2 separate regions of the Mus musculus genome follow, and region 1 is linked to region 2. A link is a loop called in an ENCODE intact Hi-C map of the cell type or tissue named here. Cell type or tissue: heart. All regions are shown on one strand. Each heading gives the region's core, and the rest is flanking DNA. Links, peaks and the distances in the headings are about the cores only.

Region 1 (8,088 bases), core at 3,586-6,085, 190 kb before region 2:
ACTCTCCTGTGTGATTCTGGTGTGCCAGGTACTTGTCAGGTAGTGTTGAGTCCTCAGAACCACAGATGCTTAGTACTTGTTGAACACACCTTGAAACTGAGGGCCAGAGCCAGAACTGGCTGGCAGTAGCACCACAGGACATAGGGACATCACTACTCTTGGTGCCACTTTTCTCGCCTACAGCATCACAGTATCTGGTGGAAGGGGTGTGTCTGCAGTGACACCTGCAAGGTGGATTAAGGTCACTGGGATTTAGTCACAGCCTTCTGTTGCACGGAAGGTTTGGACAAAGTGACCTCTACAATCCAGTCCACTGAGGTTTCAGACTTAAGGTACTCACTTAAGTAGCAGTTACCAAAAACAAACTCTGAAACACATCTGCCCAGGATTCGCAGGAAAAGCATGTTTTCAGATCAAATGTGTTTGGAAAATATTCCTAATTATGTCCCCAGTTAGAGACTTATAATGCATGTTACAAACATCAAACTCTCCGATAAGGCACACAATTAAAGCCCGAGTAGTTACTTAATCTCTTTCCTAGACTTGATGAATTGTCAACCCCCCCCCCTTTTTTCTCTACCCACATAACACATAGAGGCACTTGTTGAGGGAACTAGAGTAACAGAAATGGCTGTAGTTCCCGAGTTCTCACTGGTCAGAGCAGCAGCAGTTCTCAGGAAGACTCGGGGGTCAGAAGTGAGGGCTGGAGAGAGAACCTGATTAGGACTGATGCTCACCGGCTTCTGCTTCCAGGAGCTCTTAAAGCTCACATATGGTTTACTCGTGAAAAGCAAGAGCCAGGGCTCCCATGCAAGCCCTTCTAGAAGAAACTAACACCATTGATACTGCTTCTGAAATCTTGACATTCGAGTATCTCAGTGCTCTCTGTATATTTTTATGGTTGTGTAAAAAACCGTCTTATGGATGAACACAAAGCGTCGTTGCCTTTCTGGTTCAATCTTCCTTCTCCCTTTTTACTGAAAGCTGGTAAACACCACTTTCACCAAAACTGGTGAGTCACGGTTCCTGTAGTCAGCTCGTGCTGCTCCTCAGCACCATCATGCTGTTCCACGTCTGCGTAGTGACTCCCTTACTCCTTGGTAGCTCTTTCCTCTGTATCACAGATCCATTGTCACTCGCTCAAATACAGCCTCCCTGACTGCAGGCCAGATCTGGTTCGATGGCCATGTAGACTAATCTGCCAGCAATTGTCACCCACCTTTGGGTTTTTGAAATGTCTGATCCTCCTAACTAGATCACAAACCTTCCCAGGAGAGGGATCACCCTGTGTGACCAGCACCTGCCCAGACTGGTATGGAAGAACATGTTGTTGAATAAGTAAAGGAAAAACATTGTTATGTGAAGTAGCCTCATGCGCCTGGGCCCTCTCTGAAGTCCAGCTCCTTTGCTAGCAACTTCAACCTTTCTCTTCATTTAAATTTGATCCTTCCTCCCATTGCCTGACCTCAGCTCCCCAGCTGACTCCAAGCCACTAGATAAGCCCAGCCCATCCTCCTCTTTCCACTCCCACAGGCTTAGTCATGTTTCCTGCCAAAGAGATGACCACAGGGGGGAGGATTTGGAACCTACAAATAATTGACCTTTTGATATCAAAAGTAATTAGCTCAGTTTTATCTTTTGTTCCGTGAAGAAAGTAGCAGTGTTCATACTGGTGCCCACTTGGTTGGAATTTGTATCTTAGTAAAATTTCAAACCAATGCATGACTGACTTTTAAAAAGTACAAATGGATTCTAAAATTTTGTGAAGAGAATGTTCATAACGTTGCCCACTTGTATTCCTACTTCCTCCCATTTTACAGATAAAGAAACTGAGATCCACAAAGATTATGAAGTTCCGGAAGTGGAGATGCTAAGGTTTAAGCTCAGTCCTTGGCCTTTTGTTTGCCATACTGAGCCCTGAGTTCAGGTCATCAGCTCAGGATTCGATGGCCTTCTGTCTTCTTTGAAAGATCATGAGCTACTTAAAAGCAAGGACCACGACTTTGGCAACTCCAGTTTCTGGCCCAGCGCAATGGCACATAATAGCTCTAAATAAACATTTAAAGAATAACTAGATGAATGGCAGAAATATTAAAAGCCTGGCATAGCAGTCGGCTCAGTATGAATTCCATGAAAGATGTGTAAGAAAGTCAGAGGGACTTGAAGGTCTGAGGAGTCACAAGTTCAAGAGCAGCCTGAGCTAGGGAGTGAGTTCAAGGCCAGCCTGGGCAAATTATTAAAACTGTTTCAAAATTAATAAAAAGGATATAGCTCAGTGCTAGAGTCCTTACCTAGCATGTATTAGACCTTGGGGGGCAATGCTGAAGGGAGGGAGGGAGGGAGGGAGGGAGGGAGGGGGAGGGAGGGAGGGGGAGGAAGAGACTGACAGACACACAGAGATCAAAATGCATAGAATCTAGAATAAGCCTTCATTCCTTTAAGCTGAATAAACTTGTAAGAACTAAGTTGTTTTATAGAAAAAGATTTGAATGCAAAAATCTAAAGATACCTTATTCAAGCTGTCTGGATAGAAAGATAATTGTAGTGATTGGTTATTCTTCAAATGAATATCTAGGAAGAATGGGGGGGATCCATAGAAAGACAGTTACCCTCTGCTCAATATAAGATTGCCATGAGTGCACACATGTGTTTATGTATAGCATTAACCAAATGACTCAAGACAACTTGCATGCAAGGGTAGATGGTGGAGAACCAGCATGGGTGGCTGAGCATAAGGGAAGGACTGCTATTTTATTGCTTTTTGAATACATATCTTAACCCTCTGTTAGAGGGTTTGAGAAGTTTCAATAAATGTAAATTCCCTTGTAATTAACGCGAGTGCTTCCCAAGTGGCCTCTTTGTCCCTTTTCAAAAAAAGAAAAAAATAGCTTTAAGCCATCCACTGCCATGACATTTGTCACTTGCTGAACAAGCCACCATCTCTGTTTTGCCACAAAGGTGATCCTTACCCAAAACCCAGCCCTATGAAACACACAAACTCAAGAGGGAGCAAATGCTTCAAGCTAAGGATGCAAAGGGCTGGCGAGGCTGTAAGTAGTAAGGGCACTGAAACAGAGTGAGCGTCAACATCTTCCTGGGCACAGGGTACAGGCTCTGAACCCAGACACTACTGACTGAAGCCCGGGGTGGGGTGGGGGGACGAACCCCAGTCATGCGTGGAAGAAGGCAGGGAGGAGAGGCAAGAAATGCATTCCCTTCCCCAGGGTCCCAGGATTGTTTTGGTAATTACCCCAGCTTCTTCAACAGCTTGCGATTTGTCCAGTGCCTGGGAACCTGTATTTGCCTCACACAATGCATAATTCATAGGGCATGGACAGCAATTATGAGCTAATTGAGGGGTGTAATGTTTAAAGAAAGGATCCATTATGAGGCGCATAAGGGATGCTGGAGTGAAGATGCTCTTGAGTCCACGGAGGCTTGGTGCCCCCAATTCAGCCTTCCTTGAGATGACTCTAATCGTCTCCTGAAGGGCACTGAAGCTGGGCACAAGAGTGCTCCTGCTAGAGGATGCTCAAAGGGTCCCAGAGTGACTTCCCTACTCTCGTGAGCTTGGTCTTCCACTTGTCACATGGACGCTGTCACCTGGATTCATATGATTCTAAAGACGCGATGTTTTGACCCCAACCATACTTGCAAAAGGAGAGTGAGGATCTCTTCTCGGGGCGAGGCAGATGCTATAGTCTTCAAGACAGTGCAGTAAAGAATTTACGCCATTTCCATCATAAAATAACCTCTTAAAGGAGTTGCAAGAGAGATCCTTAGATGGTACAACTGTAGAAAATAGGGAGCTAGCAATCTTCCTAAGAAGGCCCTGGGCTGGAATCCTGTATGTGACTAGTTTTTCCTCTTGCTAAGGGCCACTGAAAGAATCACTCATCTGTGATCTCAGTTTACCATCTGAACTGAGGAATGCAGTTTAAAGGAATGGCTTTCAGACCCTCCTGGTCCTGATGCATCATTTCTGTGCATTCCCGGACTCATCTTTCTGACTGAAAAAGAAAATGTTTTGAGACTGAGTACCTCTCTGTAGACCAGGCTGTCCTCAAATTCATGGGGAGATCCACCTGCCTCTGTCCACTGAGTACTCAAACTGCAGGCTTATGCTGCATGCTTCACTCTGATCGAAAAGTTTAATCCAACTCCACAGGCAAGTCTTGCTTCCCTTGGGACCTACTCTGTACACTGTGACTCCCACAAGAGACCTACAATGTGACTATCACACAGGTGATCATGTGATAATACATCAAGAAACTTATTTTCCCTTCAGTTATACTGCCAAGGCAGACGCACATCTCATAGCAGTTTATCACAGATACTTTGTAGAATAAGGGTTCTGCTTACACTTTGTGTAACCAGGAGGGCGTGGTAGTTGTATACTACGTATGGGTTACCACCTTTCTGGAACCCTGTAGGCTTCAGCATATACATCACTAGAATTGCTCTAGGATGGTCCTTTAGAATTTGAATTTTCTCTTCATATGCAATCAAGTACTTCCACGACAGCATGTTGATACCATAGGACGCCCTCCTTAACAAGCCTGTTCTGATTGTATTACACCAGCTACTCAAGCTGGGCTGCAGTACCCCATGTCACCAGTAGAGGCCGCTTTTTGAAGTGTGTTACACACACCCCAACTCAAGCCATCATGGAGTTATCCCATGGGTGCTAGAGGTCTTATTGACCACTTTGTCCAAACAGAAGTCCCTCTTTTGTCCTGTACAGAACTTTCTCTGTCTACAAAGGAGTCCTAAGCCACAACAGGCCATTGACTGTCCAGCAGCTTCCCCAGTGTGTCTCGTTTGACCAGAGCTCCTGGCCAGTTTGTATGGCTGCTCTTGTTTGAATCAGACCCTTAGAACATGGGGACTGATGCCCTCTGCTTCTCATGCCCTGGTGAGAGAGTAACTATTCCTGAACAGTTCTTAATCGTTATTGTGAGGCTTTCAAGGTGAGAAATTGAAGGAAAGCAAAATGAGCCAGTTTGCTCCGAGACTTAATCACTCAAGGCCCAGAACAAACTGTCTCCCTCTTTCTGCTTCAGATCTGAGAGCTTTATCTATGTGGCTGTTGGTTTCTGACAGGCAGAGTAAGACAAACAGGAGTGTGGGTGGGCTGACCCTTTCCCCTTCTGATAGGGGTGGCAGTGTTGAGGCATTTCTGGCAGAAACTCTCCGTAGACACAAACACACACACCCAATTCCCCTCTCCTCTCTCTCTCCTCTGAGACCTGACTGAAGATCTCCCTGCAATGTGAGCCACTGAACTCTTCCTCACCGAGTTATCCAAACTCCTTCAAAACCTTTTTCTTCCTTTTCATCTCTCTCCTTTGAGGTTGTTACTAATTCCAAACCTGTCAACTCATGAGGTGGTTGCTTTAAACTGTTCCTTCTCCTGCCCATACCCCCTCCCCTGGCAATTCATCTTCTATTGTGTTACTCAATGGTTTGGTTTTCCAAACTTCTTCTTGGTTTCCTCATCAAACTGCTTCCCCTTGGCCTTCTGCTTGCCCCCCAGTCTAGTGGCCAGGTCGTGGCTGAGAGTTAGCCGAGCTCTGCAGGAAGATCTCTGCCTCTCAGTTTGATGTCTCCCTCATTCAAGCATTCCTTCAGCTTGCATGCCCATCAGTCACAGATCAGGTACAAGGACAGGAACCAAGTGACAACTACCACAGTAAAGAGCTGTCTTCAATGTGCCTGTGGGTTTTGTGACAGGAAGCTGATCTCACTGTCACCATCTTGGCTGAGAGCTGTGACAGAGATGGCAAGGGGCAGCTGAAGCATAGAGAAGTGGTCTGTCCTGGGAAGACTTTCTATTCCTGACTATGCTGATTAGATTTTTTTAAATTTAATTTATTTATTTATTTATTTATTTATTTATTTATTTATTTATTTTGCAACTTGACACAGCTAGGGTCATCTGGGAATAAGGAACTTCAGTTGAGAAAATGCCTCCATCAGATTGGCCTGTAGGCAAGTCTGTGGGCCATTTTCTTGATGAATGGTTGATGTGGGATGGCTAAGCCCACTATGGGCGGCGCTACCCTTAGGCAGGGAGTCCTGGAGTGTACAAGAAAACAGGATGAACAGGCCACAGAGATCCATTCAATAAGCAGAGTTCCTCCATAGTCTCTGCTCCAGTTCCTGCCTCCAGGTGCCTGCCCTGCTTGAGTCCCTGTCCTAGTTTCCCTCAATGATGGCTCATAGCATTGGACATGAAACAAACCTTTTCCTCCTCAAGTTGCCTTTGATTGTGGTGTTTTATCACAGCATCAGAAGCAAACTAATGCACTGCCCTACATTCTCCCCTTCCATCAATCATATTTCCCCCTGATATATGGAGTGCTGACTGAATGTCGAGCTTTCTCAGAAAGGCAGTCATTCAACCTGCTTCCCTTAGTATGAATGCTAGGGAGGGTGATTAGATCCTCTCCTTTGGACCACCCACTAGCATCCATCTTGGGATTTCAGATCATCTTTCAGCTTTGCACACACAAGGGCTTGTTTGCCGTAGGGTGGCTTTCAGGAAATCCTGGTATGGACAGAAGAGATGGACATGTGGCTGCTTCTCTTGGGGGATTGTTCCCAGGCATCCTTTATCCTGGACTTAAGTTTCAATTTACACAGCAAATAATTCATGGTTTTGGAGCTTACAAAGAGTGTTAGCATATGTTTAAACCCCATAACCAGCCATGATTCATTAGCCTTATTCTCCATGATGCCGATGAAGGCCTTGGCTGGGCCCACACAGCAGTCAAGCAGTACAACTAGACTCCAAGCCAAGCCTGACTCCAACAATGTGCCTTCCCAGCTACTCTCTGAGCTGGAGAGGATGCTCACCAAAGACTGGGACTCATGTGGAGTGGTGATTGGCCAGAGACCACAGGGAGCAGGTAGGGAGTCAGGGGATCTGAGTCTCAGGCCAAGTCCATGGCCATGTCTCCTACTGAGGCTCTTCTATGTACTCTCTAAATATCCCTGTCATTGAAGTTGATGGCTCCTGAAATGGAGTCTCTTGAGCAGGGACTGCAGGGTTTCTGTGAGGGATGCCCCTTTCTGTGTCCACACATGACCCATCAGACTTAGGAACTGCAGGGCTGGGTCGTCCGTGTTTGGCCCTTCCACATTCACCACAGACTTCTGATGCAATCTCATGTTTGCATGGCTGGCTTATATCATGCTTTCTCCACACCACTGCACCTTGGGTTTAACTTCATGGCTCTGAGGTGGGCCTGGGTATGGACACTTTCCACACTTCCTTATGAGAAGCCGGTGGATGACAGAGGATGAAGACTGTGAGACTAGCTGCTATTTTTCCTTACAGTGGTCACATGGTCAAACATTCCTGCTGGTCTTACAAGCATCCCACAGGCCTACAGACAAGGCCAAGTCTAGCCATGTTGGCCCTCATCAGGTGAGACCCTAATGGCATGACAGCACATGCATGGATGGATGATGTTGAAGTCCCAGAGGAGAGACATAATGGGAAATTGTCAAATCCCACTGTCACAGAAGCAGGAAAAATTCACAGTGGGGCTGTCCTGTGCCACCTGTCATCCTGTGTGGATTACAGGTGTCAATCTGCACACAACAAAGGCAGCGTTACACCACTGATGTAGTGCAGGGACATTAACTTTGTCAGCTTTAAGCCTCATGTTTAAATCTGCAGTGAGGACTGGAGATGTTCAGGTGGTAGAATACTTGCCTGTATGCACGAGACTCCGGGTTTGATTCTCACAGCCGTATAAACTGCATGTGGTGCTGGAAGCTTATAATCCCAGCACTGGGGAGGCAGAGGCAGGAGGATCAGAAGGTCATGGTCAAAGGCATCCTGGTGTGCTTAAGACTCTGTCTCAAAAACAAACAACAATAAATCTGCAGTACTGCTTTGACATCTCATCAGAGCAATGCAAACAGAGATCTAGTTGTAGCATTGTATAAATTCAAACAATATAGGATGGTGATCATTGAAACCCATACTAGGGAGCCGTGGAAACATGTTTTTCTCTGTTAATTCCTGAATTTTGAGGGTTGCCCCACCATGCTTCCTGGAGAAGTTGACTTGTGCTT
Region 2 (8,088 bases), core at 2,626-5,125:
CCCAGCTCCTCATTCATATTGTCGCCTCCTCTCCCTCCCCCTGCTCCCCTTCCTATCCCACTCTCCAGCTCTGGGTTGTGACTATTTTACTGCAGGCTCCACTTACAAGTGAGCTCCTACAAAGCTTGTCCTTCCTTCAGAGAATAGCAACAGCAACATGGAGTCTTCAAACTTTCAAGAAAGGCCTCCAAATGGTTGAAGCAGAAGGCAATGTTTGTGTACATCAAGCAGCCTGGGTCCTCCCAGGTCTCAGAACTCAGAACCAGGGCATGGACATCAGAAAGGAGACAGCAATCAGTCACCCTCCTTCACTGCCCTGCCAGGAGAAACTGAGCCCAGACAAGGGAAGGAATGGCTCAGGGGAGCCACCCTGGATGTCAGCCTCTGAGTTGTTGAGTCCCTGGGCCCTGCCTTCACCATCTGCTTCCCCTCAGGTAAGCTGAGAAGGCACATATGAAGCAGAGAGAGGAGGAGCTCACAGTTTCAGATGTGGGTGTGACACTCTGTCTATCTTACACACCTCCTGCCCTCCTGTCCTCCAACCCCATCTCTGCATTAGTTAGTCGTGCATTTCAGGACACTCTAATGAAGTATGTCTTGAGTCTCCTTTTCACGGCTAATGAGGAGACAACAAGGACTTGACGAATACCACTACAATTACTGGAGCAGCGAAGCGAGGGCCTCTGATTAGATGTGATAATTTGCAAGGCTGGGCTCTCCGCATTAAGTTTGCAAACAGTTTAAAAATCACTTCCTCTATTTATCCAGCTAATCCCTGTTTAATGACTCCAGACCCAAGGAAAAAAAAAGGGGGGAAGTGTCTCTTTAAAAATTAATAAATAAAAAATTAAACCACTAACAAACTCAAAGCTTATTTGCTGAGAAAGGGGAAGTAACAGGAGTGTGGGAGATTGTCATCTCCTCAGAAAGACTCCACCAATGTCGCACAGACCTGAAGGACCTTCCTGTCTCCAACAATGGTCACTGTACCTCATCCACTGCAGTCTCTAACCTGTCTGCCTATTCTCTCCCTGCCAGGACTTATTGTCTAGCATCGAAAGACCAGATCGCTTCCTGCTGGTATATTTGATGGCCTAATTCAGAAACAGCTGTAGGTGGTCACCTGTCTCCAAATACAGCAGCAGGGACGAACATGGGGAGGAATTTGTTCTCACAGAGGATTCTTTATAATCCTGCTATGCAAAGTGTGGTCCCTGGACCAGCAATGACATCCCCAGGAGCTTGTCACAAAAACAGGACACCAGCCCCACCCAGACCTGCCAATTCTGAGTCTGCCTTTTCCCAAGTGTGGACATGCCACTACATGTGAACTGTCACTGTGGCTGAGCAGAATGGCTTTATGGCAGATCATTTTTCTGTCCCCAAGGGTAACCCATAGAGACACTGCTTTGTTGACTTCCGTGCTATTGATGGATGCATTTGCTCTGTACTTGTCATGGGGGTTCTGCAGAGCCTTGTAGATGGGATTGCACCAAAGAAGAGAGTATTTGGGGAACTCTGGGTGCCAGCACAGCTGGATTTGAAACAAAGGAGACCAATCATGTTCTGCCCATAAAGGGGTATAGGAAGGACAGAATTACAACTAAATTCTAATTAACATATTCAAGTACTACATACTCAAATATACCACCCTAGTCTCCAAAATAAATTCCGATTTACACGTGTATACAAGTAGACATGTACACAGCCATAAACAGACAGAATTGATTTGCCTGAAAATTTAGAGTGTTCAGAACTAGAAACTATGCCCCATGAAATCCAGTGAACACTTTATTTCACCCTCAGAGCTTTTTGGAAGTTAAAAAAAAAAAAAAGAGTCTTAGCCTTACTTTAAAGGAGGGCAAATTAAGCCTAGAGAGAGAGAGAAAATGAGAGAGAGAGAGAGAGAGAGAGAGAGAATGAGTGAGAGAGAGAGAGAGAGAGAGAGAGAGAGAGAGAGAGTTCCAAGATCTTCTGCTCATCAAAGGTGGCTCAGAAGAACAGGTTAGATTGTGCGTTTCATCGTCCCTTGGAACACAAGAGTTTGAGGGTCACCGAAGGCCATTTATCAACTTTTTTCCTCAAAAGAATTGATAGCCTAACAGGGCATGTGGAATTCTAGACACATAACTCTGAAGGAACATGGATAATATACCACCAAGATCATGCTTCAGTTAACACACACACATACACACACTCATTCACACATACACACACATATAAAGTCACATACGTATACATACTCACACATATACATACCCACCCATATATACACACATAATCATTTACACATACTCACACTTACATATACACTCACAGAATGCATACACACACTCACATATACATACCCACACATACACATACACTCGCACATATAACACACTCACACATGTACACACACACTCACACATACACACCCACTTACATACATACACACATGCACACACACATGTGCACACACACACACACATACATACACACCAGAGGCTGACCTTAGCCAGTGAAGACCAAGGAAAGGAACCGTCAGGTAAACAAGGCTGAGAAAAGTGGAGAAGACAGGTAAAAGCCTTCAGGGACAAAGCACAAAGTGACACTATGGGGGAAGAGCAGGTAAAGAGGATGCTGGGTAGGGACATGTGAGGGCCAGGGGCCCAGAACCCACCCTGACTTAAACCATGACCCAAGTCAGCAATTGCTTTCAGCTGCCTCGGCATACACATCTGTAAAATGGTTTTATTCCTTTCTTCTATAAGTGTGCCTGGCTCTGGAAGCTTGAAGCTGTCTTCTGGGCATGCGGAAATCCTTCACACACAGGAGAGCTCAGGTGTCAGGACAAGAGGGAAGGGCAGCCGTGAGATCTTGACATACTGGCTGGCCCTCTCCAATTTTCGAAGGTCTGGCTCCTAAAAATAGAAGACTCCATAGGTCTAAAGTTCCCAACAGTACAACAGACAAAGAGGAAAGAGTCGAATCCCAGTCCACCTGAATTGAAGTCCTCGGCTTTGTCATTTACAGTTTTCCCTTGGGCATGCTTCCTCGGGGTCTTCTCCTGTCAATGTGGCTACATGAGAAAGTAGGAGGAACAGGTTAGACCAGAGAAGGGACTGGCTCTTAAGAAAGTAGAGAGCCTTGCACCTCCAGCATGTTCCTCCAAAGCAAATACAGACAGTCCTATGTGAGGGATCCACATGGCGCTTGATGACCCCTGCTGGAGTCCTGTGCAGACAGTCATGTGGCCCTTTGGAGAACAAAGCCCTAAGCATCGCACATAGCATGATTCCTCTGGGGTAGGAGCAGCCACTTCTGTTTGCAAACAGAACACTAGACAACAAACTACAAAAGGGACTTGAGGGAGTTTACTCCTGGGGCCCAGGATCCTGGGCAGGGGCAGTGTGGCTGGAAGCAGGCGTACCTTTTCAATTTGTAATCGCTTTTGAGTCATATTCAAAAACATTCCAAGATGAAATAAAGCGAAAGAAGGCTCAAGCTGCCCTGCAGTTGGGAGCCCTTTGGGGAACTGAAGTGAGCAAGCCAGCCCCTCTAATCCAGATGGACAGGCAGACAGACAGATAAACAGCTTAGAGGCCAAGGTCCCACAGGGCCTGAGGAATGGGCTGTCCCACCCCAGCCCAGCAGGCAGTGGCTGCCCTCTCACCCAGACCCCTGCTGGCAAGCACCGTCCACTCCCTGATCTTCCCGGAATGGACGCTTCCCCAGGCTCATTGCAAAACATCCTGGCTGGAGCTGCAGCCAGGAGTCCAGAAGCAAAGCTCCCTCTGCAGAGCGAGATGCCGCTTCCTGAGGACATTCCGGCCTGGTGTGAGGGCCTGTGGCAGGAGAGGGCAGGAAAGGCCAGGCAGTCATCGGCAGCCAAACTGGGGCCACAGCAGGGCCACGTGCTCACTGGGACGACATCTGGCTGGAGCCATAGCCCAGGTTTTAGAGGACTTGTAATCAGGCACCTCCTCAAGCCCTGCCACCGTCTCTGCTGCAACCCCCTCCACCAGACCCACTGCAGACTCGCTGGGCTTGTTAAGGGAGAAGGGAGCCTCCTTATAAAGAGATCCCTATTCGCAGGCTGCTCCACACACCACGATCCCTTTGCAGAGCTCCAGATTGATTCCAGCCTGGACCAGCTGTCACAAGGGGTCACCCAGGCCCTTCTCTTAACCCCACAGGATGGCAATTCCTTCACCTGGGTTAGAAAGAGATTTTTTTTTTTTTTAGCACAGAGCTCCCTTTTCAAATGTCATCCTCCTGAGAACCTGGCGAGGAATAAAAACACTGAGTGTGACACTGGTGAGAGGCAAGCAGAGAAGCCTGGATTCCAGCCCCTGGGCAGAGCCTAGGAAGCCTGGAGACTCGGAAACCCTTCTGAACATCAGGAAGCCACAGAGACCCTGGCTCTGGTTCTGTCCCTCTGTGCCCTCTCTCGGGCATCTCATGCCCAAAGCAGGTGTATTCTCTACCGCTCTCATCTTTGTCTGGCTAAATTCCAGATCCCAGTACTCACTGTCCACTGGACACCACCTAGATATCCGATAGGCTATAAGAACATCCAAAGCCATCACCTCACACCTCCCCTAATGCAAATGGCTCCTGTCATCAAATACCATTACATCAGCTCTTCTGCACCTTCTAGATTCTCTCCTGGTCAGGATTCACTACTGCCAACATTACCACAACCACAGCCTTCACCATCGCTGTCACCACCATCAACAGCAGCACCACAACCACCACTATCATCACCATAATCATCAGCATCACTGCCAACTTAAAAAAAAAAAGCCACTATCATCATTGTCACCACCAAGACCATAAACATCGCCACCAATATTACAAACATTACCACCATGACCCATCACCATTACCACCACCAAGACTACTACCATCACCATAATCATCATCAACACCGTCGATACCATCACCACAAACACACAAATATCACGGTCAACATCATCACTTTGTCATTGCCATTGCTGTCAACACCACCACCATCACCATCTTCACCAGCACACTCCCTCAACTACTGCCATTGCCTTTATCATCACCTCATCGGTACCATCAGGGTCAGCAAACATCACCATCATCCATTTTAACATTATCCTATCCCCTTCCAGTGTCTCTTACCATCTCTGTGTTCCCTTCCTGCTCAATCCCCTACCTCTTAAAGCACAGGCAGCTGTGATCATGACCATCACGGCTTATAACTTCACACTGCCCCCTCAGAGCAGAGTTCAAATGCCTTGAGATTTGACAGTTTACAAATCTAGCCTAGAGTTGCAAATCTCAGCCTCCAGGGAGAAAGCACCAACCTCCAGTATCCCGCGTACAGCTCCTGAGCCCATCTGTAATTCCTCCATCTGTCTAAACACATCCACAGATCCTGATGGTCCAGCAGCCACAGCAACTGCTGCAGTCGATAATGAGCCCCAAGACCCGGAACTACACATGTCTCCTTGATAGCAGTCTTGCCGTGCTGACCTGGCCCAGAACAGGAGAACAATGTGAGAGTGGGTTGGGGGAAGGGAGTTAGAAGGATGGAAGCAGAGGAATGGAGGAAGTAGCAGTGAATATCCAGAGGTCTCAGCATCATGGCTTCCCCCGTGGGAAATCTAAACGCCCTTCAGTAGAGTTCAAGCAACTTCAGCTCAGAAAAGGCACCCCTTCTTATTCTAACAGACCCGTGAAGGAGGCCTTTGTCCCGATGCTCTCAAGCCAAACACCAACCTTTCTGTCTCAGCTGTAGAAGACACTGCCTTACCGCACGACTGGGGCTGATGTGACTCTATACTCTGCTAACAAATGTAGGACTAGACCCCCTTCTTCCCCAGAACCCACAGGGAAGCTGACATTTGCCTCCCAGCCAGAGGTGTTGCTGGGGGCCACATCTGGAATGTGAGACAAGCCTGTCCTCAGATTCTGTCACCTCCATGATGGGAGGGGAATTCCACTGGAAAGGAAGGCTCTGTCCATCCCACCCAGGCCTCTCTGGCCTTTGCCGCACACCAGACACTGCACTGTGGTCGGGACTCTTCATTAGGCTATAGTCTCCTCTTTAAAATGAAGGCAACCCTGTCTGGAACTTTGGGGCCCACAGAACAATGATTTCATTGTCTTGGGGTGTGAAGTCCAGTTCCTTACATGGGGCTGGCTCTCGGGGGTCACTGACCTGCTCTCAGCTTTCACTCTGCACAGGACCCACCAGTGCCCCAAATCTTGGCTCTTCAGGAGAGCACAATCAGGTGTGGCCACAGCAACCATAACAGACTGAGGACTGGAACCTCCAGACTCTGTAGGAGGCAGCCTGGGGCAGCTGGCTCCTTAGGCAATGCATAGCCAACCAGAGGGATCTCAGACCAGTGGCTGCTGCTGGCCCCAGTCCTCCACGGACAGAGCTCAGTGCCAGCCCTGCCCTTCCCTTCTCTGATCTACACACACAGTTTCTCATTCCCACATGGTGCTCACCTCCCCACATTTCCTCCTTCCTCACCGCCTCTTCTCACCTGCCCTTTGTGCTGTCTCCCACTTGTCCTGCACCTCTTCCTGGCCCCAGTTTATGGCCCTGAGCCATAGGTGACCTTTGTCCTTATTGGTCCTCTGTGTATCTATGTGGGGTTCCCTGCCTCTCTTTCTTGGCCCTTCCCTCTCTTCTGTCCACACATAGCTGTTTCCTTCTACCCAGTTCCTCTCTCAGGACCTGCTCCTACCTCAGCCTTTCTCTTGTCTCCACTTTTACTTCTCTGCCTCTTGATCCAGCTGTGTCTGAGTGACAGTGGCTCCCTCCCTGAGTGTGGTGCCCACCTCCCCCCCCCCCATCTTTCTCTCTTTCACAGGCTATCTATATCCCTCTCTTTCCCCATGCAGCTGAGGGCTCACTTTCACAGTTGCCTTGGATGGGCACTCTGTGAACAAGGCAGGGGAAAGAGCGGGAAGCATGGAATTATGACTGGGCCCCTGGCTGTGCATGGGGTGGAAATGCAGAGGCTGGGATGTCTAAGAGACCCTGCCTAGATCACTCTGCTACAGGGCCATCTTCCCAGGAGTATAGTAAGGGCTCCTTCCTCTGCTGGTGCCAGAGCTGCTTCCTCCACAGACTCCTACCTGCAGTGGGTAGCCCCAGCCCTAAACTTCTTTGGGTTCTTTGGACCCATATTTTCCAAACCTGTCGACCTCAGCCCAGAGGGGAAACACCACAGTCCCCAGATATACCAGAAAGGCAGTACCCACATCTTTAGGAAGTCATGTCTGACCCTGTTGGCTGGCACGGGGCCCTAGGTCCCTGTGAGGACAGCAGCCTCTTAGCTGTGCTGAGCTGTCTACCTCTCCACCCGAAGCCTCCTGCTCCAGAGCACCCTGGGCCCTTTGTTCTAGACCTGGAGCACAGCCAGTCTCAGGATGTCCTGAAAGAGTCTATACTCCAAGATCACTGGGGAGGCAATGTCACTGAGCCTGAGCCACCCTGCTGGGGGCTCTTGGGAGGAGTGTTCCACAGGAACCTCTACTACCCCTAAACTGCACCTGAGCTCAGCAGCTCCACCTGTCACTCACACATTCTCCCTCCTGGACACTGTTCAGGGGACAAAGACCATGGCCCATGAATACCCTGCCAGCAACCTTGTGGTATCAGCGATGCCTCCAAGCCCCCATGCGGGGAGCCAGTTAACTCCCCTAAGTTCTACAAATCTCATCGCCCACTCAAGCTTGCCTCCCATGGGACTCACGACCTCTATCCACCCTGTACATCCATCCCGAGTGAGAAATAAGACAGACACACAGCTTGGACTCCCCATGCTGGTAGACCCAGCCTGACATCTTGGTTTATGAATGTGTAACTTTGGACAAATAACTTACTTCCTGAGCATATTGGTGTGGGTCAGTGTCTCTCTGGTCTGTTCTTGTGCCAGCTGAGAGACCTGCTATAATCTTCCTAGAAACAGGGTCCATGAAGCTGAGCCACTCAGCAGACCAAAGGAGGTAGCTGTCCTTGCAAAGTGTGTTATTTGCTGTTCTTGTTAACCAAAATAAAGAAGGAAAGAACTTCCAATCTAGAAATCCGAGGACATCCACACGACACCAGGAGGAATA

What was found. A loop is a pair of places that touch in the nucleus more often than their neighbours do. Peaks named below come from ENCODE experiments on the same cell type or tissue, not always from the same donor. Only the 100,000 strongest peaks of a DNase experiment are listed, where the experiment ranks them.
Region 1: it touches region 2 in a loop (3-fold over the local background); 6 of 42 quality-filtered maps call a loop at or near these places.

The regions. Positions count from the first base shown.
Region 1 is chr14:25,111,997-25,120,084 of GRCm38, forward strand. Gm32123 (predicted gene, 32123) reads left to right here. Exons shown (of 3, transcript NR_153781.1): 3 at 1-935. Among named protein-coding and RNA genes, the nearest start is that of Gm32123, 6.8 kb to the left of the region's middle. In heart, for the core only: no CTCF peak of the experiment used is centred there; a DNase peak (open chromatin) is centred at 4,615; H3K27ac peaks cover 607 bases.
Region 2 is chr14:25,300,906-25,308,993 of GRCm38, forward strand. The region is part of intron 2 of Zmiz1os1 (a long non-coding RNA gene); the gene reads right to left. It overlaps LOC115486423 (a long non-coding RNA gene), which reads right to left. Exons shown (of 2, transcript XR_001781198.1): 1 at 6,507-8,088; 2 at 2,716-5,484. Among named protein-coding and RNA genes, the nearest start is that of Gm41113, 74 kb to the right of the region's middle. In heart, for the core only: a CTCF peak has its summit at 3,711; a DNase peak (open chromatin) is centred at 3,756; H3K4me3 peaks cover 564 bases; H3K27ac peaks cover 1,683 bases.